Regions from separate parts of the Homo sapiens genome. Here region 1 is linked to region 2. Evidence: chromatin loops called from intact Hi-C (ENCODE). Cell type or tissue: IMR-90. All regions are shown on one strand. Links, peaks and the distances in the headings refer to the core of each region. The heading gives the core; the rest is flanking DNA. Region 1 overlaps COL8A1 (collagen type VIII alpha 1 chain). Region 2 holds the start of COL8A1 (collagen type VIII alpha 1 chain).

Region 1 (16,701 bases), core at 7,131-12,130, 140 kb after region 2:
TCTCCAGCTCAGTGCCCTACTCACACTCTAAGTCCTAAGAAATAACATTTGTGATCCATGTTTATCAACGAAATTCCATATGTTCTTGTAAGTTCTGGTGCCTTATAATGAGTTTTGCTCATAAAAAGAAAAGTCCTTTACACTCTCAGCCTCCTTAACTGATATATCCTGAAGACCTGGCATCTGTTACATAATACTCTGCCCTTTCCTTTCTCCACTTCCATTTTTCTTTGAAAAATGTTCAGTGGATTAACTGTGAAAACCTTATGATTTTTCCTCCCAGACACCACATCCATCTCTCTATCCCTCAAAATAAATTCCACCCCTTAAATAAATGGAATTTCCAATACCAAGATAGCTGTGGTTTGGTTGCTCTCCGAGCTTTGCCTTTGTTCAAAGGGCAGGATGTTACCACGCAGGCTAATTATCTAGATGGGGCTGTGGTTGAAAAGTGGTGGATTTTAGAGACTGCCCTCTCTGTGGCTGACGATTTATCACAATTGAGTATTTTAGGCTGAGCCCCAGGTTTAGAACTAAATGTTTTTCAGTTTAAATTCATTGTTGGGAACAGTCCTGTGGAATGATTTCTGCTACTCCTGAACCATGCACCAAGGAAAGAACAAATCCACATTTTCACTGACCAAGAAATTGTCAAGATGTTTTAGTTCTTTTATAATTCAGAAATTGTCAGGACTAAATATTGCAACTTTAGTAGGATTGCCATTCTGACTGAATGGTGTCTTTGTGTGTGGTGGTGGGTGAGGGGGTAGGAGGAACCAATTTTAGAAAACATTGATTAATTATTTTTATTTTCCAAGTGCTATTGATATGATTTAATATTCTCCCCATGTAAGATAGAAACTTAACTTTGGCTTAACTTTTAATATCAAGTCATTCAGGGTTATATGATTCAAAATAACCTTAGCTAAACAAAACTTCAACAATTGGATCCCCAAGAAATGTACTATAAAATTTATATTTTATGTAATACATTATAGTTGTGTGCTCTAAATAAACATTTTTACGATGTCCACTTTAATGGATTACATTAGATGAAATTTCCCCACATCTCTCCCTTGCAAAAGGCCTTAAAACACTTATTTTACATTGTGTTGGCTACACAAACTGTACTAGTGCATGTACTAGCACATGAACAGAAAGCTGTTCATGTAAGTAACAGTGTTCTGCAGTCCTTCTAGAGCCATACTAAGAAGGAACTCACCTTGCTGTGTATCGCCAGGTCCACGGAATGGCAAGGACCTTATTCTTGCAGAGCCCTACCAATGCCCTACTTTACTGTAGAGCTGCCTCTGGATTTTAGATCTTCCATTTTTCTTACAAAATTGTTGTTGTTCCTAAAACATGACTATGTCACACTCATTAACCACGAATTTCCCCTTTCCAATGTGCATACTTTGTACTTGTCATTCTTATGACTGGAAACCTACATCAATATTTGCTGAATGACTGCAGGAATTTTTGAGCACACACATTGTATGAAGTTTTTATCTTTTATAGCCACTTTTTAAAGGTTTCTCAGTAAGCTTCACATTTGTATTCAACCTTTGAATGTGGTAAGAAAAAAAAACCATGGATTATTATCATTATTGTCCCTAAACCACGTTTCTTATTTCTTCCTTTGGTTTCTGGACAAGTATAGCTTATTTGACCAGAGGAATATTTAAGGGGGGTAGGGGGTGTACAAACTCTCCATCATTATTCCATCGCCAACTGTAAGAAGGGAGAGTGCAATATTGAAAAGTAACTGCAAGTATGAGATTGATCTAACTTTCTGACATACAAAGGCTTGAGTACCTAAGTTCCTAAAATTATTATTATTATTTATTTATTTATGTTTGAGATGGAGTCTCGCTCTGTTGCCCAGGATGGAGTGCAGTGGCATCATCTCAGCTCACTGCAACCTCCACCTCCTGGGTTCAAGCAATTCTCCTGCCTCAGCCTCCCGAATAGCTGGGATTACAGGCATGTGCCACCATGCCCGGCTAATTTTTGTATTTTTAGTAGAGACAGGGTTTTGCCATGTTGGCCTGGCTGGTCTCGAACACCTGACCTCAGGTGATCCGCCCGCCTCAGCCTCTCAAAGTGCTAGGATTACCAGCGTGAGCCACCGCACCCGGCCCCTGACATTATTTATTTATAAGTGTGGATATGTTCTTCACATTCACAATTACAAAAAACTTTAGAAGTAGAAGGGACCTCAAAGTCATATAGCTAATGTTCTCATTCTGCAAATGAGGGAACTAATGCCTAGTCAGAATAGGTGACTTACTTGGGTCCGAACTAAAACTTAGGTATTTTCTGCTCTGAAAGCAATGATGCTTTCATATTAAGGAAAGAAAAAATATATATTCTACTTTAGAATTTCTTTTTAGGGGTTTTCCCAAGTGTTTTATAAACTGTTTAGCAGCTGACACTATTCCAGTTAGAGAAACAAAAAAAAAATTAATTGCAAACTTCAAATACGTGAGCTATTATTTTAAGAAAAATATTCTCCAGATGTTTCCCAACTCCTTTGAGAGTGGAAAAAAGGCAATGAACTTACAGTTCGGCAGAAGAGATTCGGATTAGATATTAGGAAATCTAATGTGAAATCCTACAATTGGTTACTAGGGAATGTTGTAAAATCTCCTCTGGAGAACCTTTGGAATGTGGTGGTTGGCCACTCATTTCAGAGGCATTATGTGTGTGGTTCATTTCTAGCGCTGGGGGCACAACCTAATTGACTTCTCAAGTTTCGTTGGTCCCATGAGGTCATTATCTGCCTATAGCTAGTACATGGGGATGATTGGCTGCTCTTAATTACAGAATTCAGAATTTGTTAGTGAAGCATATAATTTAGGCTGTTTTACATTTATAGCCATCCCAGTAGATGTAAATGAGCAGATTGACCAAAACCAGTAAATGTTCATTGGATGGTCTTGCCCACTGCCTCCATGTGATTGATTGACCAGAATCTGACAGGCTTATTTATTTGGGCTATTAGTCCATTTTCACACTGCTATAAAGAACTACCTGAGACTGGGTAATTTATAAAGAAAGGAGGTTTAATTGACTCACAGTTCCACATGGCTGGGGAGGCCTCAAGAAACTTATAATCATGATGGAAGGAGAAGGAGAAGCAAGAACTTTCTTCACAAGGTAGCAGGAGAGAGAGAGCACGTGCGCGCAAGGTGCGGGGTTTGGGGGGATCTGCCAAACACTTTTAAACCATCAGATCTCATGAGAACTCACTATCATGAGAATAGCACAGGGTAATCCACTCCCATGATCCAATCACCTCTCTCTAGGTCCCTCCCTTGACATATGGGGATTACAATTTGAGATGAGATTTCGGTGGGGCCACAGAGCCAAACTATATCAGGCTCCATCTCAGCATATTTACCTTGCCAGTGGCTTTGTGACTTAATGAATACTTTAAGCTTGTATTCCTAGTCAGAAAACCAAAGAGTAAGAAAGCCTGTCTAAGAGCTTGTCTTATGTAAGAGAAGAATTCCTTATTTCATGCAAAAGGAGGGCCTTGATATTTGGAAGACAAGATGGAGAAAACTGACTGTACAGTTAGATGGATCTGTACCTTGTAAAACAAAGCTGGAACTTTGTTAGCTAATATATTGGATGGCAGCTCCTACACATAATTAAATAACAATTTTCAATTTTTGACTAGGAATGTAACAGGAATAACTGTATACAGTCTTGAATTTCAGTAAAATAATCAATCATATAAATATAGGATGGGGATATTATCAATTAGAAACTGTAATGTCAAAAAAGACCTAAGAAATGGATATGGGATTAATGATATAAAGTATTTGAAGTATAGTTATGTGTCATTTAACAACAGGAATATGTTCTGAGAGATGCACCATTAACTGATTTTGTCATTGTACAAACATCATGGAGTGTACTTACACAAACCTAGATGGTACCACTTGCTACACACCTTGGCTACATGGCATAGCCTATTAATCCTAAGCTACAAACTTATACAGCATGTTACTGTACTGAGTGCTGTAGGCAACTGTAACACAATGGTAAGTATTTGTGTATCTAAATATATCTAAACATAGAAAAGATAATGCATTGCACCACAGTCATTATGATGGCTAAGACCTCACTAGGTGACAGGAATTTTTCAGCTCCATTATATTCTCATGGGACCACTAGTATAAATATGGTCCTTTGCTGACTGAAGCATCATTATGCACCTCATGACTACATAGTACCTGGGACTTTTTTCCAGTAAATAAAAAACAATGTTGAGATAATGCTGAGTTACTTACCTGAGGGTCATAGATCAATATAGTTAGAGTCATTAATATCTCTTAATACTAATCAATTTTGCAACAAAGGTACATATCCTTGATCAGATGACCCTAAGGTGGGCTTATTTAAAATGATCTTAGCACAACAATAAAAGGTCATGTGCCCATCTTTTATGTTATGACCAAGTTTTGGGATTCATTTTCTCAACATGCCCTCCCTTCCTCCACCACTAATAGTAAACTGCATGTGCACCTCCATATGTGAATCAAGAAAGGTAAGTCTCTCTAAAAGTTGTTTAGATAATTTAAAAAGCAACAAAATTGTACAAAATACTGAGCTGCTTTTTAAATGTTCCCATCATTATTAATATCCAAGTCAAAAATATGAGGGCTTTCTGTCAACAACCTCTGTAGGTAGAATTTTCAATGGGGAGTGAAGCTGAATTAGGTATTTTTGAAAGCCCCTATCAACACACTAAGACTTTTGATGATGAGGATCCATCAGTAAATATTGAGAAGTCAAATTATTCTTGTCCTCAGAAAGCTTACAATCATGTTTAGTCTAATGGACAAAAAACAACAAGAAAAAAACATAAGCTTGGTTACAATTACATTTGACTTTGTATTAAACTTTAGGAGAATAACAATGATGGAGAAGGTGGGGAAGGCTTCACAGAGGAGGCAGGAATAGAACTGGTCTGGAGGAAAGAAGGTGTTATGGGCTGAGTTGCATCCCCCAGAATGCATATGTTGAACCTCAAGTACCTCAGAATTTAAGCATATTTGAAAATAGGGCCTTTAAAGAGGAAATTAAGTTAAAATGAGGTCACTAGGGTGACCAGTGTGGCTGGTAAATAAGAAGAGGCAATTAGGACACAGACACATGGAAGAAAGACTGTGTGAAGACGCAGGGAGGTGACTGCCATCTACAAGCCAAGGCGAGAGGCTCCAGCAGAATCCAACTCTGCCAATATCTTGATCTTGAACTTCAATGTCTCTAGAACTGTGAGAAAATTAATTTCTATTGAGCCACCCAGTCTGAGATACTTTGTTATGACAACCAGAGAAAACTATATGGTAGGACTGAAATCTACAGAGAAATAAAAGGAAAATAATTATCTTCCAGGAAAAAAGAATATCGTAAATAAAGAATTCAAAATGAGGTCAGGCATGGATGAAGAACATACTTTTGAAATGAGTCTATATTAGTGAAAGGTACCTTCAACTAACATTGTAGTAAACAGGACTCTTTCCTTTTTTCCCCATACGTTGTCTTAAGAAAGATACATCTCTCAACCTTCACATCTCTATCCAAAATTTACTTCCTCAGATGTCATTCCCTACCGTTCTTTCCAAAACATCGGAGCTCTTCCACTCTGTCATTATTGAACCCTTTATCCTGCTGCTATACATTGAATGTTTATGTCCCCAAATTCATATGTTAAAATATGACACCCCCCTCCGAAAGTGATGGTATTAGGAGGTGGGGCCTATGGGAGATAATTAGATCATGAGTGCAAAGTCCTCATGAACAGAATTAGTGCTCATATAAAAGAGACTCCAGAGAGCTCCCTTGCCCCTTTTATCATGTAAGGATACAGCAAAATGGTGTCATCTATGAACCAGAAAGTGGGTCTTCACTAGACAACCAATCTGCTGGCACCTTGATCTTGAACTTCCCAGCCTCATGAACACTGAGAAATTGCTGTTCTTTATAAACCACTCAACCTATGGTATTTTGCTACAGCAGCCCTAATGACTAAGACACCTGCATTGCTTTTTCAAAGCACTCAAATCTCAAATTATAAAATGTATTTTTAACATTTATCACCTGTCTCTCCACACTAGACTGTGAGTTCAATAAGATAATACCTCCACTCTCTAATTCACCACTGTATCTCCAATACTCAGAACATTTCCTGTTCTGAGTGTTCAATAGGTGTTCAATAGGTATATCTAATGAATGAATTGCCCTGAGAAATGCAATCAAGAGAGAATTTTCTTTGAGAGGCATGGAAAAACCAGGAAGGCAATTCTGGTGAACACTGGAAGAGGATTCTGCCTGACTTTCCCTTGCTTTAGGGTGGCAAATCTGAGGGTCTTGAGAGACTACAAATCTTGTACAAGTAGGAGGCACAGAGGACCAGCCCAGGAACTGATTAGAGAGGCTTATACACACCACACACAACAGAGACACACATACATACACAAAGACATGCTGTGTTAGCCTATGTGAAAGGGAAAGTTGGATTCAAGGCAAGGACCAACAGATTAAATATTTAAACATTCTTCTGTATAGTAAGCCAATGAGGATAAACGTACAAATAGAATGCTGATGAGCATTTAAAATATCTATCACATTATTCTGTTAATATATGTATCACATTACTCTGTTATGTACATTACAGGTCATATGAGGAATCTGAAATTCTCTGCAGCCCTGCTCAAATATAGGAAGCCATTTAGGGCTGTTCAAAGTATCTAGGATTGGTTATTCTTGACACATGAATGAATGACTGCCTTGGTTCAGCTGTTCTTTTTCTAAATCATTTTTAACAAGTGCATTTTAATGGCCATTACTGTTTTATTCATGTTAGGTTATCATTATTGCAGTTAACCTCACATTTACTTTGCTAGTATCTTTCTTTGAAAATCTTTGACATTTTAGTTGGTTTTGATTTGTCTTTCTGGTCACACTCCATTAATAATAACTTAAATCTGAATAGTCCTTTTTGGCTTATGAAGAATTCATATTATCATTTGTACCCCTGAACAGCTCTGAGGGATGGGCAGAGATTATAATTGCTATTTTACAGGTAAGAAAACTGAGGCTTAGTGAAGATAAAGGACTTGTCCAAGGTCATAGGCATGAAGAATGGCAGAGCCAAAACTTAAATAAAAGTCTTTTGACTTCTTTGACAGTGCTTTTGTCATATGACATGACACCCATCACTAAGCCAGCCTGGCTGGCAAAGATTCAATGTTCACACACATTAGATATGCTTATGTTCAAGAACACAAATACACACACACACACACACCCACACCCACACACACACACACCAGCTGTCAAACAAATAGAAATCAAAGAAAATATTAAGGAGAACTCACAATATTATTGTGTCCCACATTCTCAGAAAGAGAGGCATGAAAACCCACTATCACAATTTCTTCCCAGCAAAAATTCCAAGGCTCCTTCTTTCTTGCCAGGTGTTTGTATAAAGTTACCCAAATTTGATGTTCTTTTGAGTGATTTGGGAGAACCCCCATACCACTTTGACCACCAAAAATATCCTCAGGGACAGGAGAAAAATTAGTAGGAATAAGTAAAGCAGTAAATTCTAACCAGGGCCCTTATATAAATATTCACGTTAAAACTGAACAAAGTTTATTTAGATAAAGAGCCAGAGAAATGGCAGAAGGCAGACCTAAAGAGCTGGTTTACAGGACAGATATGCTGAGCCTATGAGAGGAAATAATTCAACTGGTATTCTTCCAGGCATTTCATCTCCTTCCAGTTTTCCAGTATTTCATTAGATTGTCCTGGTTTAAAGATTATGAAGTATAATCCAACATATCCACTGAATTGATGGAAGGCTGAAGGGCCAAACATGCTAGCTTATTATTAAAGACTTCACCACAAGTCTGGGGTTCCATAATTAAATTCATTCATCCCCAAAAGTAGAATTAAGTACCAGCTTATACATTACCAGATATTACCACACATTTCTGGTATGGATTAACACTTTCAGATCTCTAGTAACTGTCTTACAGACATTGAATGTTAGAGCTAGAAAAGACTTAAGGGAACATCCAAGTCATATTTTAATAAATGAAGAACTTAAAGAAATTTGTTTAGATGCACATAACTAGACAAGGAATAAGTACTGATCTTTGAGTGAAAAAAGCAAAAAATAGAAGTGTGTATAGTATACTGCAATTTATGTTTGAAAGGGATGTATATGATATGTGCATATCCACAGACTATCTGAAAAATATGAGGAAAAATTGTTGCTTCAAACATAAGGGATTTTAGATACTGGAGAACAGAAGTAGGAGGAAAATTTACTTTTTACTAGATATCCTTTGCTACTCAATAACAGTTTACACATCTGTCACCCCCACTAAGAGTACAAACTCCTTGATGGTAAGGCCCACCAGCCATATTATATTCATCTTAGTAATCCAAAATGGGCCTAGCAACTGTTTCTTCATTTTTTCCAGGGAAAAAATGATTTGTTAGTGTATTTAGAAAGATTGTAAAGCTTGAATTTTGTGATAGGGATTCATTTTAAATATTTTATTAGGTGTTTTATTAACCAATCCTTTTGTAGCCTGTATACACTCTTGGCATTACCCTGGAATAGGATATTGCAAAATCAACGCACATTTTCTAAGAAGTAGAAAACTATGATCCAGAATTAAGTAAGGCAAAAGCAAAGAAAACAACTCTCAAGAAGATGGAAATTGAATTATTTACAGACAGAAGTTTCTTCAAAGTTTTCCAGAAGATACTTACATTAAAAATTGTGAGAAATTTGCCACTTCTCTCTCTCTCTCTCCAGCATTATGATGACATGTCCCTTAAGATTCAAATTTTCATTAAGTCCCTTTATACATTGTGAGCATGGAGTTCGTGTATGCCCAGCATTAGAACTACAGAGGGCAGGGAGTGGGCAGGCAGAATATTGAACAGACCTAAGTGTGTATCACACTTGCCCTCTAGTGTGCATTTGCCAACAATGCACTTCTCTGGGCTGTCTGGTTTTAAGCCTAGGGCGTTTCCAAACAGAGGTCTTTTCAAGCTGGTTTTTATAAACAGATAAGCCCCATTTATATTAATTCTGTTTACTGCTAATTTGTAAAGAGTGCTATTAATGGGCTTAGAAGCAGCGTATTCTTATTAATAGTTAAACATCTCCCTCTTATTCATACAACTCTTGCTTTGTAAACTTTCTTTCACAAAAGGACAAAGATAGACTTTAATGGTCCAATTAACCAATTTCTAAACTAATGAATTCATAGTATTTTAATACAAGAAATAAAGGTGCATAATTATGATAGTGATTTTTAAAATATTTCATACTATTACATGAAGAAGCATTTTCTCTTCAACTCAGAAGACTTCTGCAGGCTTTGTTCCTGTTTGCTCTTTACATTTACATTTATTTGTGACTACATCAAAGCAGCCCTCATCTGGCAGATGAAAAATCTCTACTGTAGCATAAAGCCTATAAATTATCAACTGTTTCCATTTAGAATATAATTTTGGCACTTATTAACAAAGCCTAACCAGGACTGAGGTTTATTCTAGCTCGTTTTATCATTCTCTGTGCACTGCATTCGCCTCATGGTCCAAGATGTGTGGTCTGTTTCCAGTAACATATCAGCAATCCAGCCAGAAGGAAGGAGGAAGGGGAAGACATATCCACTCCTTTTTAGGATTCTTCCTGGAAGGTACACCCATGACAACTATACACAATTGGCAAGAATGGCTGAAATGGCCCTGCCTGGCTGAAATGTCTTCATTCTGGGCTGCTCTATTCCCAGGTGAAGACGGGAAAACAGGGCAAGAAAGGCAGAATCGATATGGGGGACAACCAGTAGTCTCTCCCATAGTCTATGTTCCTACCAATTGCCTTTATTTGACAGATTCCACTATTCTCTATTTTTTGTTTGTTTGTTTTCTATAGAAAGTAGCATTTTCCTTTTCATTTGACTTCTATCATGAAGTTCTGATGTTAAAGACTGTTTCCCTTTTTTTTCCCCATTCTATCTCTAAATAAACTCAAGTCACTTGGCCTTGCAGAGTTTCACCAAGTTGGTGCATTGGTTCCTCCCACAGGTGATGGCTGTGCTGCCTGGCCCTCTGCAGCTGCTGGGAGTGCTGCTTACCATTTCCCTGAGTTCCATCAGGCTCATTCAGGCTGGTGCCTACTATGGGATCAAGCCGCTGCCACCTCAAATTCCTCCTCAGATGCCACCACAAATTCCACAATACCAGCCCCTGGGTCAGCAAGTACCTCACATGCCTTTGGCCAAAGATGGCCTTGCCATGGGCAAGGAGATGCCCCACTTGCAGTATGGCAAAGAGTATCCACACCTACCCCAATATATGAAGGAAATTCAACCGGCGCCAAGAATGGGCAAGGAAGCCGTACCCAAGAAAGGCAAAGGTAACATCATACTCCCAGGCTGTTATAAAACAACAGCTTTCCAAATCTCTAAATTATGGGATCAGAGGGGGAAGATAAATTTTAGAAGCTTTAGTTTTAGAATTTGTTACTGGCATTTTTAAAATGCCTACTGTGTTCTAACCATATTCTTGAAAACTTCAAGCCTTAAAGACACAGATAAGACTACCATTTATGTTTTGCTTTATTATTTTAACTAGCATCAGATGAAATAAAATATATTAAATCACAAATAGTCTATCCCCTTATTGTTTATTTATTCAAACATTCAGCAACTATCTATAGTGAGCACCTATTTGTGTCAGGCTCTGGGCCAGATGCTGGGAGCTAAAGCAGTGAAAAAAAAGAAAGGTGACAAGTCAGTCTTCTGAACTAAGAGAGCAATGTTGTAAGGACCTGCTGTGTTAAAAGAAAAGTCACAGGAAAGCATTTTGCGAACTAAGTATTAGACAGGTGCAAGTGTTCTTAATACTACTCTAATTACATATGTCAATCAATAGATCAACAGAAGGAAACTAAGAGTATAGACTGCATCTAGGGATGACACCTGAAAATCTCTCCTGTTGCTTTCTTGGCGTATTTATTTAGCACCAACAAAATGCCCCTCAGTGTGACAGACACTTGACGATAAATTCATTTGGTTTGTCTGGAGTTCTCAGAAACCTAGTACTTGCTGCATCAGAGCAGCAATTACCTTTGAGGAAGTGGAGCCAGTCCCACTAGTCCCTACAATGGCAGGAAGCTCCACCTCTGGAGAACTACTGGATTTGGAACTTAGAGGCCTAGATGCCTGGATGCCAGAAATGAGAGAGACCTAGTCATTTGACCTTTCAGAGCCTATTTTTCTTCATTTGTAAAATAAGATTGTTGAGAGAATCAGTGACATACATAGTAAGTAAAGTGCTGAGTAAATGCTAAAGCACCATAGGAAATTGGAGTTGCTACAACTGCTCATTCAACAAATCCTCAGTAAGAACAGAGTGTGTTCCAGGCTCTGTGCTAGACACCAGGGATTCCTGATTCATCTCTCCTACTCTTCCCCAGATAACTCCTCAATACAGTAACTACACAATTCGCTGGTTAGAAATAGCATGCCTGAATAGTACTATAATCATATCTATTCATGTAAAGAAAGTATTCCTGACTTTCTTCTCTTTAGGAGCTAGTATTATACTTAGAAGATTATCTCAGACATTTCTTTTCCTTCCTTTATTGAATGGCTTGCCTTGCCTTTGGCACTTCTTGTACTTACTCTGATGGATCCTCATATCTCGAAATGAGTTCTCTGTTTGTATTTTATTCTCTGACAGTAGCTCAGCAAAAAGTACAATGGTCAGGATTAAGGTGCTACTAGTGACATAAGTATTATGCCAAGAAGATATTGGGACCATATATTTCATTTCTCCATGTTATCCATTAGTCCCAGCAGCATGGGAGATCCAGAGTTGTGTTCATCTGAAAGGCACAGCATGTTCATTATAACAGCACGTGCTGTGTATTTCAATAACAATTTGAGAAACGGTGACACCTTTCACATCTATTCTCTAATCTTGTAGTGTGGCTGTATTATTCTTATTCTTGCTGTACAGATAGGCAAGCAGAGATGCTGACAGCTTAAGGGACCCAGTCACAATCTCACGCCAAGACCAGAAAGATAAGCAGAGCTTCTTGTTCCTAAGTCAAGCTCTCGACTTCATCCATACTGTTTATCATTCTAAAATATCTTATTCATCTCTCCTACTTAAAAGCCAGATTTGTATATGAGAAATTATTTGTTAAATTAATGAACTAATATTTGAGGCTTAGGAAATCCCACAGCACCTTCAAGAAATTAAGCAAATCTACTAATTCTAAAGGAGAGATGTGGAAAGATGTTATTGAACCACACAAAAAATAACTCTATTCTTTCCTATTTCACATCATACTGTATTTAAGCATAAGAGGAAATATCTTGGCCATAAATTATTATATTTAAAAACTTTGCCAGGCACAGGAAGAAAAATCCTGCATATTCTCTCTTAAATGTGGAATCTAAAACAATCGAACTCATAGAAACCCAGAGGAGAATGGTGGTTACCAGAGGCCTTGGGGTGGGGCAGGAGGGAGAGAATGGAGAGATGATGATGAAAGGTTTAAAGCCTCAGTTAGGCAGGAGAAATAAGTTGTTTTTTGGATATCTATTGCATAGAATAGCGAGTATAGTTAATAATAATGTATTACACACTTCAAAATCACTGAAAGAGTAAATTTCAAATTTCTCACGAGATAAAAATAAGTATTTGAAGTGATAGATATATTTAGCTTGATTTAATTATTCCACATTGTATTCATGAATCATAGTATCACTTTGTACCCCATAAATAAAATACAACTATAATTTGGATAACAACTCCAATATTGTTTAAAATACACACACACACACACACACACAGATAGAACAAATGAGATGAAAATATATATACATGTTAAGTGGTTATCTCTGAGTAGTGGGCTTATAGGCAAATTTGATTTTTCTTTATACATCTTTGAATCTTCCAAATTCACTATAATAAACACACCATAATATCTCCAAGTTTTATACTTGGAAAAATGTTTCTTCTTCATTACTTTTTAGCTTCTTTACTTAACCAATGTTGATACAAGCAGCTTCACATATCAGTTATCAAAAAAATACCTCAAATACATAAAAAAAAATTGTCAGCTTGATTTTTCTTTCTTATTTATTTATTTTTTTCCTTTTGGAGATGGAGTTTCGCTCTTTCACCCAGGCTGGAGTGCAGTGGTGTGATCTCAGCTCACTGCAACCTCTGCCTCCTGGGTTCAAGTGATTCTCCTGCCTCAGCCTCCCAAGTAGCTGGGACTACAGGCATGTGCCACCACACCCGGCTAATTTTTGTATTTTTAGTAGAGACGCGGTTTCACTGTGTTGGCCAAGCTGGTCTCGAACTCCTGACTTCAGGTGATGCATCTGCCTGGGCCTCCCAAAGTTGTAGGATTACAGGCACGAGCCACCATGCCAGGCCTGATTTTTAAGGTCTAGAAGATGAGCATATTATTCCTAGTCTTTTCTCTTGATAAGTATTAGGCAAATGTGTCAGAACTAAATAATGGTTGTCAGTACTTCATTGATGTGAGAGACAATCTACTAATCAATCTCTCTCTCTCCCCCCATACCCCTTCTCTCTCTTCTCTTCCCAGTAGAAATACCATTAGCCAGTTTACGAGGGGAACAAGGTCCCCGTGGAGAGCCTGGCCCAAGAGGACCACCTGGGCCCCCTGGTTTGCCAGGTCATGGGATACCTGGAATTAAAGGAAAACCAGGGCCACAGGGATATCCAGGAGTTGGAAAGCCAGGTATGCCTGGAATGCCAGGGAAGCCAGGAGCCATGGGCATGCCTGGGGCAAAAGGAGAAATTGGACAGAAAGGGGAAATTGGGCCTATGGGGATCCCAGGACCACAAGGACCTCCAGGGCCTCATGGACTTCCTGGCATTGGGAAGCCAGGTGGGCCAGGGTTACCAGGGCAACCAGGACCAAAGGGTGATCGAGGACCCAAAGGACTACCAGGACCTCAAGGCCTTCGGGGTCCTAAAGGAGACAAGGGCTTCGGGATGCCAGGTGCGCCAGGTGTAAAGGGGCCTCCAGGGATGCACGGCCCTCCCGGCCCTGTTGGACTGCCAGGAGTGGGCAAACCAGGAGTGACAGGCTTCCCTGGGCCCCAGGGCCCCCTGGGAAAGCCAGGGGCTCCAGGAGAACCTGGGCCACAAGGCCCTATTGGGGTACCGGGGGTTCAAGGACCTCCTGGGATACCCGGAATTGGAAAGCCAGGCCAGGATGGGATCCCAGGCCAGCCAGGATTTCCAGGTGGCAAAGGGGAGCAAGGACTGCCAGGGCTACCAGGACCCCCAGGCCTTCCAGGGATTGGGAAACCAGGCTTCCCAGGACCCAAAGGTGACCGGGGCATGGGAGGTGTTCCTGGGGCTCTTGGACCAAGAGGGGAGAAAGGACCAATAGGTGCCCCAGGAATAGGGGGTCCTCCAGGAGAGCCAGGCCTGCCTGGAATCCCAGGTCCTATGGGCCCTCCAGGTGCTATTGGTTTTCCTGGACCCAAAGGAGAAGGTGGGATTGTAGGGCCACAGGGGCCACCAGGTCCCAAGGGTGAGCCAGGGCTTCAAGGCTTCCCAGGAAAGCCAGGTTTCCTTGGTGAAGTAGGGCCTCCTGGCATGAGGGGTTTGCCAGGTCCCATAGGGCCCAAGGGGGAAGCTGGGCAAAAAGGTGTACCAGGACTCCCTGGTGTTCCAGGGCTTCTCGGACCTAAGGGAGAGCCAGGAATCCCAGGGGATCAGGGTTTACAGGGCCCCCCAGGTATCCCAGGGATTGGGGGCCCTAGTGGCCCCATTGGACCACCTGGGATTCCAGGCCCCAAAGGGGAGCCGGGCCTCCCAGGGCCCCCTGGGTTCCCTGGTATAGGGAAACCCGGAGTGGCAGGACTTCATGGCCCCCCAGGGAAGCCTGGTGCCCTTGGTCCTCAAGGCCAGCCTGGCCTTCCAGGACCCCCAGGCCCTCCAGGACCTCCAGGACCCCCAGCTGTGATGCCCCCTACACCACCACCCCAGGGAGAGTATCTGCCAGATATGGGGCTGGGAATTGATGGCGTGAAACCCCCCCATGCCTACGGGGCTAAGAAAGGCAAGAATGGAGGGCCAGCCTATGAGATGCCTGCATTTACCGCCGAGCTAACCGCACCTTTCCCACCGGTGGGGGCCCCAGTGAAGTTTAACAAACTGCTGTATAACGGCAGACAGAACTACAACCCGCAGACAGGCATCTTCACCTGTGAGGTCCCTGGTGTCTACTACTTTGCATACCACGTTCACTGCAAGGGGGGCAACGTGTGGGTTGCTCTATTCAAGAACAACGAGCCCGTGATGTACACGTACGACGAGTACAAAAAGGGCTTCCTGGACCAGGCATCTGGGAGTGCAGTGCTGCTGCTCAGGCCCGGAGACCGGGTGTTCCTCCAGATGCCCTCAGAACAGGCTGCAGGACTGTATGCCGGGCAGTATGTCCACTCCTCCTTTTCAGGATATTTATTGTATCCCATGTAAAAACAAAAAAACAAAAAACAAAGAAAAGAAAGAGATTTTATAGAAGAAAATGACACACCAAAAAATCCAAATGAAAAACATAATTGCTTCAAAACACTTACACAGTTGGAAAGTTATATGTAAGTGAAAATTTGGACCATTGTGTACAAATAAAAACTAAGATGCATGTTTAATACTCCACACAGCAGCCTGTAATTGCGAATGATGGGATAGAGTTATGTATCAAGTACTGACACTTGGTTGTACCCACTGGAATCATATTAGCTGTTTTATGTTATATGCTTCCACAGTAACCTGCTTATTCAGATCAGTCAAAATATATCAGTATGAAAGATCATAGCTAATGAAAGGCACTCACTCATATTGTTTACTTTAAAATATTTATAAATATGCCTTAAAGAAATACAAATGATAACAATTACATACCGTATTTACTTGCTTAATTTCCTCTGTATTTGTGTAGATACTTTGACATGGAATATATGGTGGGGAGACCCGTAGTGTTACCGCCCCAGTGGGAGGGGGCCCTGGGGACCCTGGTAATGCTTTAGTCAAAGGGATATCTCTCTTGTATCAGAGGCTGTGTCTTTTAGTAACAGGAGTCCTCGTCAGAATTGCGTGTCTGTTGTCTCTAAAAGAATGGGTGAACCAATCGGCCTTTGTGAATTTATTCAGTGCCTTCTCTGTACCAAGCACTGGGTAAGGCACTTTTGTGGAGCATTAGACAGTAACCCTCAAGGAGCTAGAGAACCGGATGGGAGACATGAGCAGTAATTAACTCACTTGTTCCCCAGAGTTTCTATTTGTTTTGATTTTCTTTTTCTGTGACTTATTTTCCTATTTTCTTTCCTCCATGTAATTTTCACTATGGCCCAACTAATATAAACACCTGGAAATTACAAGGAAAAAAAATTCTTCCTCTAATAACTTTCCAAATTTGTGGAATATTTATTTGTAATAGCAGTTATCAGTTATGCTTATATAGCATTAAAAATTCTCCTCCTTTGACTACACACACAACCACAGTGTGGTTCTAATCATGGAGATATCAGTAATTTTTAGTAACTGAATTTTGAGGACATTTCTCTGTTTAGCATGTATGCAAACTGATATGTA
Region 2 (16,701 bases), core at 5,667-10,666:
TTATTATTTCCAGCCTACCCATCCCTCCCCCCTCCCATTCCCGCCTTTTCCCCCTCCCGGTACTGTATCTCCCACCCCAAGTCTCAGGTTCTCTTTTAAAATGCTTTAATTCCTTTGGTGGCAAAAATCAGGCTTGGGCTAGGAAGTGAGTCACCACTCAGCAGCGAAAGGAGCTTGTTTTTCTTTCTCTGAATGCATTTCTTAGTAATTTCAGACTGATCCTTTAGCCACTTGTTGGTTGAATCCTCTCTTAATGTTTAAGACACACTGAGAAAGAACTGTGGCACCAAGACGTTTTCCGATTGTTAGGAATGAGAGTGTTTTAAATACCGAAAATAACCAGAGGGCAGAGAGCTCTGAAATCCTACGTTACATAAGCAGATGCTGGAAGACCCAGGCTGGTTCTGAGGTTCCTGTCTCCACAAGCAAGTCCACGCGAATCCTCCCCGTTGCTGGATTTACTTTAATGCTGCCGAAGTCTCAAAAGGGGCCTCTGGATGCTCAGAGGACAGGCAGCGCAGGAACTTCCTTGTCAAATAAGCCTTGCCTGGAGGGAGAGGGATGGGGCGATTTTCACCCGCGGGCGGTGGGACGGGGCTGAGGGCTGGGGGCTGCCTGGCTCCAGGCCATGTCAGTGCCTCCAGCTCCAGGTCCGGGTCCACCCTGAACTTTGGCTCTGCTGCCCGGACGCCCAGCTTCACCTCCCTTGCCTCGCTTAGAAACCCTTCAGTTCTCCCGGACCGCTATGTAGCTTTTCAAATTCCCAAATTCACAGAAAACACCTTCAAAAGTCACAATCACCCACAACTCCCTCTGCCAAAAAATGTCATGCAAAAACGGAAAATACTCCGATTCCCCTTTCCTCCCAGACACTCTCTCTCTCTCTGTCTCTGCTATTCATTTTCTCCCCCACCTTTCCCCATCTGTGGTCAAGATCCCTTTCACTATTTCTAGTTCCCTCTCTTTTTTCCCTTCTCCCTCTCTCTCCCTTTTCCACTCCTTCCTCCGTTGTGACCGCGCTCCCCCTCCCCCCGCCCCGTCGTCTCTCCTCCGCCTTGCGGGCTCCAGTCTCTGCCCGCCCCTCCCCAGAGAAGAGTGTCCAGCTCCTCCAGAGGCTGCCCGCCCGCCGCTCCTTCCCTGCCCACCTACTATGAGGAGCAGCTCCTCCCACCTGCCCATAAAAGCCAAGTGCATGTTACCAGCAGCGGATCACAGCCCTTCCCCGATCCTCTCCGTGGGAGCCAGCGAGCCTCTCTCCCTGATCTTACGTGCTCAAGGTAAGACAGCACTTCTGCAGGCAGCTCACCTACCAGGGGTTGCTATGGGGGAATAAGTCACCCTCTGGCCAACGCGTTTGCTGTTTGGTTAGAGCTGATTCTTACGGATGCGCGATCCGCTGCTCCTTTAACTAGCAACTGGTTTGAAAACAAACTTCTGTTTGAATGGTAAAATAAAAGCTCCTTCAGGGAAGAAACAGCAGCATAAATATTGCGAAACCTTTCTCTTTTTAAATCACTTTTTCTCCTGTTGCTGACTGTTGCTTAGGTTAAAATGTATCTGTTTGGGGTGTTGTACTGACGTTTTTCACTGTACATATTTCACACATCAGTGGGGGCAAGGAAAACGTTGTCCCATTGTCAAAAATGTACTTTAAAAGAACACAGTTAACTTCCTAAAAATAGCACAGTCAAAAGGTCTGCTAACAATTTTGTGATGTTTTCCAAACCCCCAAGACAGCTTCTGTGAGTCCTTTAAAAAAATATCTTTCCAGGTTTTAGCGCTTGGAAAAAAATGATGTGAACGGGTGCCCTTTGCACGGGGACAGTAAGTAATCAGGTGGCTGGTAGATAGGAAGGAACAAATCCAAATTCACAAGCCAGGGTAGAATGTGCTCTCTCACCAGGCTATCTTTTCACGACATCCTAAAATGAGAATTACGATGGAACTAAGAAAGTGTATAAAAGAACTTCATGAATTTCTGTACACACACCTAAACATAAAGTGTTTCAATATGTTTCACAGTAAGAGAATAATACAGGCCAGATTATACAATACTTCTGTGCACACCAGATGGTTGTAAAGAAAGATCAGCGAGAAAGGCTTTGGAAGTTTTAATCCTTCTTTCCACCTTTTTTCCCCCGCATTTAGTAAATCACAACCTACCTGACTGGCATCCAATTATCAGAGATATTCAGTGTTTAAGCTACCCTCTTTAAAAGAAAATGATCTCTTCTTATTCCTAAGGTAGAATAAATGTGCACCTGTGAAAGGAAAAACATACTCCACAGCCACTTCTGTAAAACCAGACACTTGGTCCATGAAGTTTGCCATCAAATTCTGTGGGTTGTGTGGGATGAAACTCTCTCAAGTGGGAGAAAAACCCTCTTCAAATGTTTCCTCTGGGGAATTGCTCAAGACCACTTAGAGAAGGCAAACCAAAAGTACCAGTCAGGAAACCAAACCACTCTTTTAGCCCTTAAGGTTCTTAAAGTAAGAAGAGAAATGTTTCACTTTTTTATTTTTTTGTTTGTTTATATTATCTCATGTGGAAAGAAAAAACTCACCGAAGCTGTATGAAATTCTCCCCTATTAAAGAAACAAGACTCATTAGAAATTTAACTTAGGTCTTCCAAACCATTTCTCCTTAGCTTTTGCATATCAAAAGTAATAAAAATATTTAAAAGTTCTGCTTGAGATGGAGAGGATTCAATGCTGTTACTCAAATGCAAGAGTTATATATAAAGCTTCTGTCACGTTAAATTTTTCTTCATTGGAAAAAAATATTGCAAGAAGTGCAGTTTCCTTTAAGCAAATTATATAAAATTACTATTGGCCAAGATAGTATGTGACCTGAGCATATTAACATACCTTTTATCTCATGCCACAATGCAGACTGCTTGCTTTATATCTGATGCACATAGGTAATCAACCATGACAAGAGTACAGGTATGGGACAAGGCCAGACCAAGTATGTGGCACATTCAAGTTAATTCTTCTTTTATGGTAGTGCCTGACTCACACCCATTATCACAAGGATGAAAATACGCTGCTTCATTCACCAGATCCCCTTGAGGGAAGTTATCTTTTCTTGGGGTGGAGGGGGAAATGCTCCCAGTTTAAATGAGCTTCCAGTTATTCCTAAGTTTGGGGATAAAAGTATTCTCCAAGGGTTTACTTCTGCTTTCTCTGGCAATTAATCCACCGGACCAGCTATGGACCGTTAAACAGTAACTGCCTTCCCTATGTCCCATCAAGTTCAAGCCCCTAAATAACTGAGTGAGATCATCTTAGATTGCTCATGATCTAAGTTTCCCAGGAGCAAAGCTATCCTTTCTCCATAGGGTACATACCAAGCAAGATGACACTGCTCTTCTTAAGCTTTTAGAAAAATCAGTGTCGAAGTTTCATGTAGTCGCCCCCAAATCTCCCCTTCTGCATGGGATGTGGATACTTCACGTGAGTCTCCTCTTTTTGCCATTATATAGCTGCCTCTTGATCAAGTCCATGACTATACCCAACCAATGCCATTGAGGCAGACTTGGGAGGACTTCTTAATGTTTCTCAGAAAAGATAAGATGAGAAGCTGCCGCTTTCACTAGAGACACAAGAAGGGAGCTCTACTGATTTTGAGGGCTTGCTGATCCTACAGAAATGTGCATTTTAGATGTTCTACTACTGTCAAAATTATAAAATGATATCCTTTTCATGATCAGAAAACATATGCCACTTTATTCCTATTTATGAAATAAAAATCAAGGAGAAGAGGATTGGGGTGAAAAGGGACTTGAAAGAGAAGCTGGAGGAATCACAGAAGTGCCCTAGGAGAAAAGCAAGATTAGGAGCTCTGTTACGAAACGCAACTTCTCCCAACCCTCATTTATGTGAACATGAGGGGATGGGGAAGAGCAAAAATCCATGTCTGCTCTTGTCTTTTTATTTGTTTGTTGTTTTTTAATCAATGAGAGTATAAGATCCATCTCTACTATGCCCTTCTTCTTAGCCCTCCTTCTTTAGCAGAAAAGAACAGCTTGGTTCTAATGATGAAAATGATTTCAGGTTTGCCCCATATTTAAAAACCCACAGTAATTTGCTAGTCATAATTCTAAAAGCTATACTATGAGTTAAAATAAAAAACTCCTTAAAACATGTTTTTAACTAACAGATGGGTCACGTCAACAAAACCAACCCTAAGTCTCCTGAAAAGTGTAATGTTGAGTGCTTATTTGTAAGTTAAAAGTTAGAAACAGCAATTTACTCCTTATCCATGGTTACTCACTTTGGTATGGAAACTTGCAGACAGATTGAGACACACCGTATTTCCTAAAACCTCTGGTCCTCCAAGTAACCCTCTGGGAGCTAGGTGTTTCTGCCTTGACCTCCTTCTCTTCAACCAGACCCCTATAAACATACATGTACATAAGTTAAAGAAGGTACAGATCTTGAAACTTGAGTGTATTCTTGTGAAAGGTGCACTGGTCTAACTATTGAGTGAAAAGAAAACCAAAAGGAGAGGAGAGGAGAATTAAGGGGAGAATGAATGCCCTTTGGAATTTAGAGAATCTTTCTTTTTAGCATTGTGTGAAAAGGATATCTCAATCCCTAAAGCATCTGGGAATACACATTTATTTAAAGAACCTGTTCAAAAGTTGTCACAAAATGCTAAGAATATAATGAAGAAGATCTTCCAGTGACCTGGCAGATATTAACAGCAGGTTACACCCCACACTACTAAATTATAGCTCTATTAAACTTCCCCTTTCTAGAGAGATAAGGAGTGAGAAGTATGAGCATTAACCACATTTCAACACAAACAGAGAAAAGCTGCTAATGAGAGATCCCTCTATCACTTTAGTAACTCCATTTGTTGTTTGAGGGAGAAGGTTCTTCATAGTTTTTCCTCAAGCAGATTTGCAGGAATGGGGTTAAAGGGAGTCACACAAGGTTAGAATGTCTACAAGCCTGAAGTCGTGTGTACTCAAATTCATGAAGCCATTGAAATTGCATCAGATCAAACTGAAGTGAATAAAACAAAAAGTGTTCACCAAAACTGATCACAGAGTAATCAATAAAAATAAAAATAATGAATTCTAACTTCTCAATGTAGGATAAGAGCAAAAGCAACAACTTTAGCTGACTATGTAAAATATGAACACACACCTGACAATTCACCTTCGGTGTCCTCTATTTATTTGGGGCTCACTTCCATCGTCCCTCCTGGACAACAAAAACTGACCCTTCTCTCCTTCAGCAAACCTTTCAGGATGTGCAGATGCAGTCATAGTCCCTCTGTGACATTTCCTTTGTTCTTTCCCTGGAAAAAATCTCTTTTTAATTCTCATAGAACAAGTTTCTAAAGAACCACTCATACTTGTGGCTTCTCTCATTACCAAAAATTTCCTCATACTTCTCTTAAATAGGATATAAATTTTCACCCTATCAAATGTAAAAGCTTCACATTTTTCTAAACTTTAATTCACATACCTAGAAGAAAGTAATTTAAAATTGCTACTTGCCTCCAACAGAATATCTGAGATGAGGTTTCAAAGCCATTTTACTTATCCAGTACTTATTATAACTTCTTGGAAATTAAAAAAACTTTAGAGAATCATAAAAGATAAATGCTGGAAAAGACCTTGGAGCTAATTGTAACTAAAAGTTAATTTTACAGGTGCAAAAGATCAGAAAGATTAATGTCTTTCCCCAGGCCACCCAGATGAGTACAGCACACCCAAGGCTGGAGTTCATACAGCCAGTTTCTCCAGCCAGTGCTTAATCTTGAATAACTGCAGTGTGGCTCCTCGTATAATGTGAATCTAAGGTGTCTTTGACTATGCTGAGCATTCCGTAGGCACTTAACATACAGGGCTCTCAGAAACCATAGCTTGGTAGAGGTTTGGACTACAGCTATACCTCTACTACCAAATGTCTAGGACACGTTGACATAAATTCTTGTGAAGAGTGAAGTCAATGGTCATCACCATCACAGGGATGGTATGTTTTTAACCAGCCCAGGATATGGTACATAGTAGCTGCTCAGTAAATCTGTGTTGAGTGGGTGAATGAATGGGGAAAAAAGCTAAGTATAAAATATCCATTTTCCTAAACTCCTTTCTTACTTGTAGAAAATATAGTCTATAAAACTACTTTCTACAAAGTAATGGATTTACAAAGTAAATTTTACTTCGTAGAAAACAGTCTATACAGACATACAGTGACTCAGGTCTCAAATGTATTGAGTTTAAGATTCTCCCTTGCTTTGGGAAATCTAGAAGAGTTCATTTTAGCCTTAGCAATGGCTAAGCCGTTTTCCTGTCTGCAATATTCTCACTAGTTCTTCCCATATTTACTTGAGTTCTAGAAACTGTATTATTTTTTACAGGAGGCTTAAGATCTAGTTCCAATATTCATTTGAGAGAACAAATGAATTAGAATGTGAGATTTACAGCGTAACTCTCCTCTTCCACCCAACAGACAAAGTGTTGCCAATTTAACCATTTTGTACCTTCCTCGGCCTCTAATGAGAGAAAGAGCAAAATACCCATAATGGATAATCAGGAAAAACATTAAGGGACACATCAGTCAGAATGTGTAGGTATGAGATTTGTTGTAACAGAGGGGCAGAGGGGAGAGGTGATCAAGGGACTAAGAGTATAGAGACAAGACAGTGAAGCTAAGAGAGTTTATTCCTCTGAAACAGAGGAGGGAGAATCTCCAAGAGTTTTGAAATGCTACAAGAGATTTTAATAGCATTGTCCAAAACCAGACCCTCTCAAATGCTTGAGAGATGACTTTCTGTTTGAGTCAGGGTTCTTTAAATACAACACTAATTGAAGCCTGGATGACACAGGTGTGAAAGCTTTATAAGTACCATATCTATTAAAACTCTTCTTATCATTTGACTGGCCCTCAAGTGGGAAAGGAACCTCATTTCACCTCCTTTTAGACTTGACTCTGACCCAGGATAATAACTCCATGGATGTCAAGTCATTGAAATGTTCTCTGCTAAAATAACAACACAATTATTGGTAACACATAAAGTCACTCCATCATAGAAAGTGACGAAGGCAGGAAAGAATATTCTTGTATTGTTTCTGTAAACAATTTACCCTGAATAAGCAGACAGATGTTAGCCCAGATGCTTCTTCACTTTCCTCTGAAGCATGCCTGACAATTATTTCCATATCTCCGAAATAGTAAGTGTGTTTCTAAAATCGATCTATTATATGTTAAATTTAACACAGTCTATGGCTAAGCATCACTGTGAAAACATTCTTTTAAGTAAGTCTTTCTTGAAGACTGTCCCTCTTAAGCTTCCAATTGATGTGTTTACATCACAGGATATTTAGGCATTGGATCATTTGATGTGCTGAGACTGAAGACAATCACTTCATGTGCTACTTTTCCAACTCTAACTAAATAGGCCTGGGTGTGGGTGTCAGCTGTCAACTTCTCTAGGAAATAACATGTATCTAGCCTATTGGGGAGCTTCTCTAGTCCCCTCTGTTAGCTAGATAAAACAGCTGCTTTTTGGAAGTCTGGGCCAATGGCCTGCATAATTGAGGCTTTGTGTTCTAAGGCAATTATGGCTAGTTTATGGCAGCAGAGGGGTTAAGTTGCAGCTGCCTTCAGTTCAGTAGGAGGATTTCAAATATTAACAGCTGACCGAAGAGCACTGTGATGGGGCAGGTGGGACGCATTTTCAAGCCAACATCCCATTTAGGATCTTCTTCCAACTAGCATGGTGTCTACACTCTGACGATAAGCCTAAACTTCATTCATAAATTCAGTGATGATTGTACATTATTGTATTTCTTTAATGATCTACTTAGCGATTGCCCAGTCTTAAAGTCCAGGAGTCATGGTGTTCATCAATGCTATCAATCCAAACAAGCGACTTCTTGTTAAATGGCAGACATAAGATTAAAGCCAAAAAGTACATGAAGGAGGGCACTAGGGGGAGCTAAGAATTTGTGAGTTAGGTAGCCAAGATTGTTGAGGTTGGAAGAATGAGGAAAGAAAGGGGATCTGTGGCAAAAATATGCTATTGGATCCACAGTTCTAGTTTAAGGACATGTCTAGTCCCTTTTCCAGCCCCCAGTTAATTACAATCCCCTGCTGCCCAAATGGAGAGGGAGGTTGTTCACCAGTAGAGGGAGCCAGGGGCTGGGTGTCTCAATAGAAACTGATCTGGTCCCAGAAGGGGCCTTTAGATTTAAGTTTTTCGGATCGAAGGCAGAGCAAAGTGTCCCTTACAACCAATGGCTAAAATGTATGCCATTGTAGTAGATCACATTGTTAGTTTTCTTTTTAAAAAAAAAAAAAAAATCCTAATTTAAGCCTCTAAGAATAAATCACCCACATTTCTGGCATTAGCAATGCCTGAAATGTCCGGGCTTGTGGAAGTTTATTTGAAAGAAAACTAAAACAATCTTAGAAAATGTTCTTTCCAAGGCTACCACCAGCCAAGACTGAATCTAAATGCTCAATTCAGTAATAAACAAAGCCTGGCAGCTGGGGGTCAGTGAGAGACAAGCACAAAGACTGAGGAAGCCTGCGGTGACTAGACCCTCCCTGTCAGTGGAGTAAGGGGAAGGGAGCTGGGAGAAAAAAAGACAGAAATGGGCCAAATAGGCTTCTCCACCCAGAGGGTCCAGAACCTGCTCCCCTAAATCTGGGTCTCTCCAGGGAGCAGCCAGGGTCTTGCCTAGACTGAAGTGAATACCTTTCTGTTGAACATTTCCATTGCACAGCTGTGTGGGGATGGCTTGTTAAGACTTGAGACACTTGCATAATTCAGAACCCTTTGGGGGATAGAGATCAATTAGGACCATAAAAAAAATCCTTGGCACACCAGAGGAGAGCTGCTTGCTTAGTAAAAATTATGACATTCACAGCAAAACAGCAATCCTCTAAGATCATTTTTTGTGTCCATAGAGATGAAGCTATGGAGTTGGTGTGCATGTGACTTGTGAATCACCAGAAAATCTTCAGTGTTTTAATTTCAAAAACACCTTGACTCTCTCTGGGGCAAGGGGCGTGTCACTGATCGTCTCTGTGCCTTAATTTATTTATCTTAAGCAGAACAATTTTTAAATAACTACCTTCTTTACCACTTAGAGACATGTGAGGTCCTGTCAAGTATTTTTCAGAAAGATACTAATTAAGCATGCATTTTACGGTTACTAATTTAGTACGGTAAATGGATTATACTTACAATAACTAGGAAGGGCTCAAAGTATTTATACAAAATCAGTCAAAATGGGATAAAATGTCAAGTAGCCACATAACCTTCCAAGATATAGCAAGAGCATTTTTGTTTCTCAGAATACAGAGGTCAATCCCACATATCTCAAAAGGCCAAACAAGATCAAGGGTAAGTGGAAAGTAAAAAAACAAATAATAATTAGAAAATGGCTTAAAGAGTCTTAAAAGGCTTATATTCTTACCAATCTGTATTTTGAGACCAGCCAAAGGGGAATTTCTCACATACAATACAGGGTTTCTGATCTAAAAACTCTATTTTAACTGGAGAAAGATAACTGTTTAATAATGACTTTTGTATAAAATCTCTGCATCCCTTGCTTCAACATTTTCCAAAGTGCATTTCAAAACACTGCTACCTGGGATTCATCAGTGTTTATACAGAAAAAAGTTCTGTGGTCAAATAAGCTTTAGAAACACTCAATGAAACAATATTAAACATTTTTATTCACTGTATGGCTTCACAGAAATTTTTATATGCTATATATATTTTCATCCTTCAAAGATGTTACAATCGAGTGTTCCTTAAACATTTGATGACATATCTACCCTGCCTGAGCGCATCTCCTGGGACTGATATTCTACGGAACAGCTTAAGAATAGTTTAAGAATCACTTCCTGCAGCATTATTTCAAGATCAGTCAGAACATGGTATTTTCAGTCTTGCTAGTTGTTAAGTAATACATACTGAATGTCACTCTAAGATATGTAGAGAGATTTCTAAAACCCAGGGGAAACAGGAACAAAAGAAGCAGATAACATGCCTTTGTTCTATGGCTCAATTCTTTATTACAATAATAGCAAGAATGCCAGAAATATTATTCAAGTCTCTCTCTCTCTCTCTCTCTCTCATATCTTCAACCTCCACTTCTACCCAAAAAATCTTTAGAACACTGGACAAATTGAAGTTGTCTCTTCCTTTCCATCCCACTCTCTGGATACTGTATAGAGAGAAGCGGCCAACAATGAGCAATAAGTTCAATAAACAAGGAGCCTAGATAATTCTTTGAACTAGCTCATCAGTCTCTGAGCTGTTAATTTCCTGCTTTATCTTTACTATCATTAACTAACCAAGATCGTTGGCCAAATATTTTCTTTGAGCATTTGCTTTCTCACCATCAATAGGGAGCTAATTTCTGTAGGAGGAACACACTGATATTCTGGTGTAATTTACTGAATGAGGAATTACTTAGTTTATCTATGACACTCAGACCTCCCACTCCATACAATTTACTATTTCTCTTAGGACATTACTCTGGGAATTATCTTTCCACTTCACAAAGTTAGTGCCTGGAGGTCAGTATCCCGTAAGTGGCACAGTTGAGCACCCTCTGCTTTCAGAAAATAAGTAGCTCATAGTCATCTAAAGGAGAAGGGAGAAATTCAAACACATCATTAATGGTTATAATAATAAAAGCTATTTGTTATCTAACAGGACCAGATATTGTGCTAGTCCCGTTATCTATATTCCCCATGTCAACCCTACAAGAAGGGTGTTATTATTCCCAATTTAACGATGAGAAAAACTAAGCCTCCACTCGTTAAGCAAATTGCCTAGGGCCACACAGCTAGGAAGAGGCAGAGCAGGTTCTTCTATCCAGGTCACAGTCCAAAGTCCATGGTCTTCCTGCCCGCCTGTGCTGCTTCTCATGATGTCTTGTCCTATCATGGAGGAAAAAAATAAAAATAAACTTCCTATGACAACGCCTCTGACTCATAAAGAAAGTGAGAGAATTCTAGTGGCTCTGTTCCTAGACACTGCTTACTGGCTCTGTTTCTTGTTTAATACAGTGATTTTAATTTCTTTTTCTTTTTTGTTTTTTTTAATCTAAAAGCATGCTGTCATTTCAGAGCCAAAAAAGTAAGGACTGTGTAATTAGAAAAGAAAAAACAAACAAACAAAAAACAAAACAAAACAAAAAACATCATTTCTCCCTAGGGTAATTTTTAAGGGCTAAAAGTTAGTCCATAAACTCTCCCCAAGTGAAGACAAGTTGCTTGGCACCAATCCGGTAAAAAGAATGACAGTCTAGCATGTCATTCTTAAGGCAATAGAAATTTCCATGATTCTATGAGAAACACTAGAGCAAAGGCACTTCGGCACATTAAATGAACTTGTATCTAGCTCCCCAGATTATTCTCTTTGGCACGACTTTTACCATAAACCGTAGCCAGATGATGACAGTAAACATGACTTAAATGTTTCCCCCAAGCCATGAGAGTCACCTAGGAAAATGTCTATGTTGTCTACACCTGCTGCTTAGCCTGCAGTGAGAGTATATATAGAAATAAATATACCTCAAGCCCTTCCTTTATCCTGTGCCAAAGACAAAAAAGGAAACAAAGCCTAGCTTTTTCCCCCATGCTCACATTCTGTTATGCTTTTTGGCTTTTGTTCTTGATCTTCCCTCTCTGCTTGTAGTATTTCTCACTTAATCTACTAGATTAATTTATACTCCTCTTCCAAGATTCAGATTAAGTAAGTATCTTCCCCTCTGTGAGAACATGCCTGAAACCAGCCTAACCCAAGCTGCCTCGTGGATCTCCTTCAGACTCCCTAGAACTCTCTGTACAAGCCCTGCCACAGTTGTCTCCATTCTATAATGGCATGAGTTTAATTTGTGTATCCACCTCCATAAAGACTGTGAGCTCCTTGCAGAAAGATTTGTGTCTTATTTACCTCTGCAACCTCAATGCTTGGCACATAATAAGGGCTTAATAAATGTGAAAAGAAAAGAAAAAAATAGAGGTAGGGGAATAAAATAAGTTGACGGTGAATAAAGATTTTAATTGTGCTACTCTCTGTCCCCATAAATTGTTCTAAAAAGGGACAATTTGGCCTAAGTTCATTCTTGAAGCCTTGATGTGATTGGGGTATATCTAGATATGGTAGAAACTCCTTTCCATTCTGAAATATTCCTTGATGAAAATGAACATCTTAGAAAGAATAAAAGTTCTGAATAAAATTTAGAATATCCTGATTTCTTTAGGACTTCATGAAATGACCAACACTACCCCAGTCTTCCGTGTGGTTTTCTGAGAGAACCAAGAACCGCGCTTCCACATTCCACATCTCCCTTTCCTCCCCATCCCATAGCATAAATATGTGCTCTCTCTTGCTCACTCTTTCTCTCTCTGTCACACACACACACACACATACACATACACAGTGTTACTAGGCTTTGACTGAACTCTGCAGCTAAACATGGGGCATAAGATGAATGCCTAATGGTATTCTAATATTAATATTGGTGCTCCATATACCAGGTTACACAAAGAAAAATTATTTCCCATGTGACCATTGTCCCAGGATTGTTAGTACCCTGCTCAAAAGGATTTAATGGCATTATGAAATGTAGAACAAACACTTTAGCTTGACAGTCGAGTCTCACAACCTATCTCACCCCAAAGCTTCTTTTCATCTTCACCTCCCTCAAGTCTATAAACAGGAATTAAATCTGATGGGCTACTACTCCCCCAAACATTCCTTTTTCCTTTCTCTACAGAAAATGTCCCCCATTCTCCTTTCAACCTGTCAGAATAACCATAATTTCAAAATCCTATTAAAGCCTTCATCAATATTATAACAAGCACTGATCCTTCCCTATTCTCAACTAACAAGCAGTTACTCTAAATGTCAGTAATATGTCACCTATGCACTGTATTGAATAAGTCAGGACTGTCTAATAGAACTTTCTGCAATGATGGAATCATTCTGCCTTCTACAGCTGAGCTCTCCAATATGATAGCCACTAGCCATGTATGGCTACTAAGGACTTTATTTTTATTTTTAATTTTTTTTTTGAGACAGAGTCTCACTCTGTAGCCCAAGCTGGAGTGCAGCGGCATGATCTTGGCTCACTGTGACCTTCACCTCCCGGGTTCAAGTTATTCTCCTGCCTCAGCCTCCCGAGTAGCTGGGACTACAGGTGCACGCCACCACACCCAGCTAATTTTTGTATTTTAATAGAGACAGGGTTTCACCATGTTGCCTAAGATAGTCTCGAACTCCTGAGCTAAGGTGCTCTCCCCACCTCGGCCTCCCAAAGTGCTAGGACTACTAAGCACTTTAAATGTGGCTAACACAAATGAGGTACTGGATTTTTTACATTTTATTTTAATCTCTTTAAATTTAAAATTAAATAACCACATGTGGCTAATGGATACTATATTGAACAAGAAACTATTTAACTTTTTATATGCTATGGTTTAGGTCCCTTGGTGAGCATATAAACTACTGAAAAAATTGAATAAGATATGCTTTTTTCTATCCCCAGTGAATGCTATGACTGCAGTAGTGTTCATTAAATGTCATGTTCAATGCATTGCCTGACTACAGGGTCTTTTGCCAAGTGTTATGTTATTTTAAAGAAGTCTTCTTCCCTATATCTGTAATTTTAATAATATTGTACAAATGGTGTTTGCCTCCTTTTTTTCCTTTATTTTAGTGGCTTAAAATCCCTCAGAATGACACCCTATCACTGCCTGGATTCTTTATCACTATATAAACAAAATGGGATGAGGAATGAAAAAGTTCCATTATTCATTACCATCTCATTTCTTTTCCCTTTGGGGAAAAAGCATGGTTTAAATACCTGCTGAGACATACAATTGCTTCAGTCTTCAATATGACCATTTCTACAGAGACAGACTATACCTGGGTATCGGAAACAAATTCAGCTCACAGATTTTTGCTTTTCTTTCCTCCTGAAACCTCACCACCTTTTAAAGAAAAGTAGTTCTTTATCATAGATTTTCCCAGAGCATTTTTGTCTCTATTTCTGTGTTCTGCAGTGGACAACCTGAAACACTGCGAAGAAGGCTAAGCTCTCCGCCAGCAGGTCAGCGGAGGTAGCATGTCTTGGAATTTGACAATGATGTGCCCCTGGCACTTGCTGGCTTACCAACAGCCCTTCAGGAATCATCATGCCAACAGGCCAACCATGCAATAAAATCCTGTACCTGGCAAAGCCATGAGCAAAGTGATCAAACATTCTGTCTGCAGATTAGATTCTAACCTATTAATAAGCCTTCAGAAAATAAGCCAGAGTGAATCTCTAACAGCAATAGTTTACAGAGATGTTTAATGATGTCAGAGGTCGGCCACCCTACGTGCTTTCCTTCTGACTCAGCACAGAGCAGGACAAGGGCAGGAGAGCCACTCCAGAAGCCAGGGCAATCAGCTGTATCTTTTCCATTCGCAGCTAAGTTTACTTGGAATGACTGGAAAAACCTTCAATGAAAACTCTTTCTAAAATAATAAAAGACTTTATCCTGCTGTCATGAGCCAGACAACATCAAGAAATAATTATGGGTGTGTATTTTCCTCTGCCTTGTAAAATGTTTACAAATTGTATCATAAGAAAGCTCTAGAGTCAATGGTAAAGATAGCAATAACATTTAACTTGTAAATTTTTTATATCTAGCCATAAAAGAATCACCATGTGTTTAAATCACATTTGAATACATATAAATAAAATTCTCATCTGCAGACATGAGCCAGTGGCTAAAGGAAGAATCCATGACTCCTTTTCCACAGAGAAAGTACACTGGAGATGTTTAGCTTCTCATATTTATGAAATAGAATTCATTGTCACCACATCAGCAAAAGAGTGTTGCAAGGATCTTAATTTGGGAACTTTGAAACATGAAAATAATCTATAATTAATGATGATAATAACCTTTGTGGAGAAACAGTTTGCTACATTTATTTTATGTACATTCCTTCATTTGAATTTGGTAGGGAGGGGTTTTATCTACAATTTACACATAAGGCAGTAGAGGCTTAGAGAGATTAAGTCAATTTCTTTATATCATTAATATCGTGAGTGTTGGGGCTGGAATATAAATCTGGATCATCCCATCCCTGAAGTCCTCTTCTTTCTACTAATCCAGGCTGAATCTTAACAAAATCACATCCAGAAATAGTTTGGAGCATCCTGGTAGCAGAAAAAAGAAAGTGCAGCAAAAGAAAGCGGACTGACCTGCAAGGTTTGCTTAGGGAAAAGTGATTGAGAATGTGCTTTTCAAGAAGAGAACCCAAACTCTCCTCAATAATATGGCAGCTAACATGTCTTGATGGGCTAGTCAGCAGGAATAGTTTTGTAGGTTATCTTCTGTATAGTTTATGATTTTAAAGGACACCCATTTTAAACCTGTCTGTAAATTTTTAAATGATAGTTTTAAATCCCCCTTTTTATTTAATGCCCAAATGTGTGTAATTTATGCAGACAAAATAAAATACCTTAAATTATCTATGGGAAGCTACTACCATGACCTGAATAAAAAGCACTGAAGTTAGCATAAGAAGCCCTGAGATGAAGTCCCACTTTTACCACTGAACAACGCAGCCATCCTGGGCAAGACAGTAAGTCTTGCCAAGTCTTTGCTTCCTCTGCTCTAAAATAAACTTACCTCTCAGGATTGATGTGAAAGTTAAATAAGATAACATGTAAGAAAGTGTCTGCTAGTCAGAAGGTGCTCAATAAAAGTTTATTTAATACTAATGAAAACCAATTATTGAATGTTTAATTAAGTGCCAGCACAGCGGTCATTTAGGTGAGCAGCAGCTTCAAGTGTCGCTGTCTACGTGTTGCAAATAAGGGCACTAAGAATCTCTGTGCCTTGTAGCTCATTTAATGAACTCTTTACTATGCCAGAGTCCTGCTGTGCATTGGTCATGGTGGCAGTGTAAACTATTTATGGGCTGATTGACATTTTTGGTCTTTTTTTTGGTTTTGGTTTGGTTTGGGTGGGGGGTTGTGTTTTGTTTAATTGTTCTTTGTTTATACCAAATGGCAACAGTTCAATCTCCCCACCAGTTCCCCTAAAAGGAAATTTTCCTGGTTGCACAATGCCTGTCCAGTTCACGGGCATCTCTCTCCCTTCACCATGTCAATGCACAGTATATATAGAGTCCACGTGTGGGTTGTGTATGTGTCTGTGTGTGTGTGGTGGGCAGCTGTGGCATCACCAGGAAAAATGTGGCTGTTCTGAGTGTCTCATCTAAGATCTTACCTCATCCCGTGAGTTTCTGGAGTTTTGTGCTGCTGTGCTCTACAACACTCTCCTTGAGGCTGCCAGCATCCTAGATGCATCCTGGCCCCTGTATTTTGATGCATCAATAAATCTCCTTAAGCCCTGTGCATATTCCCTGCCATATTTAATGTCAGTGTACCAGAGTCCTTGTATTAGTCAGGGTTCTCTAGAGGGACAGAGCTAATAGGATAGATGTATTTATGAAAGGGAGTTTATTAAGGATTACTGGCTCACATGATCACAAGGTGAAGTCCCCCAATAGGCCGTCTGCAAGCTGGGGAGCAAGGAAGCCAGTCCAAGTCCCAAAACCTCAAAAGTAGGGAGGCGGACAGTGCAGCCTTCAGTCTGTGGCCGAGGGCCTGAGAGCCCCTGGCAAACCACTGGTGTAAGTCCAAGACTCCA

What was found. A loop is a pair of places that touch in the nucleus more often than their neighbours do. Peaks named below come from ENCODE experiments on the same cell type or tissue, not always from the same donor. Only the 100,000 strongest peaks of a DNase experiment are listed, where the experiment ranks them.
Region 1: it touches region 2 in a loop (8-fold over the local background); 9 of 110 quality-filtered maps call a loop at or near these places.

The regions. Positions count from the first base shown.
Region 1 is chr3:99,780,552-99,797,252 of GRCh38, forward strand. COL8A1 (collagen type VIII alpha 1 chain) reads left to right here. Exons shown (of 4, transcript NM_020351.4): 3 at 10,129-10,459; 4 at 13,679-16,701. The coding sequence starts at 10,132. The coding sequence ends at 15,585. Among named protein-coding and RNA genes, the nearest start is that of CMSS1, 29 kb to the right of the region's middle. RefSeq lists an enhancer at 13,620-14,619. In IMR-90, for the core only: a CTCF peak has its summit at 9,013; a DNase peak (open chromatin) is centred at 8,990.
Region 2 is chr3:99,637,388-99,654,088 of GRCh38, forward strand. It overlaps COL8A1 (collagen type VIII alpha 1 chain), which reads left to right and starts at 1,207. Exons shown (of 4, transcript NM_020351.4): 1 at 1,207-1,277. It overlaps LOC124909401 (a long non-coding RNA gene), which reads right to left and starts at 1,293. Exons shown (of 2, transcript XR_007095981.1): 1 at 1,200-1,293; 2 at 1-547. In IMR-90, for the core only: a CTCF peak has its summit at 7,983 (motif pointing right); a DNase peak (open chromatin) is centred at 7,994; H3K27ac peaks cover 1,947 bases.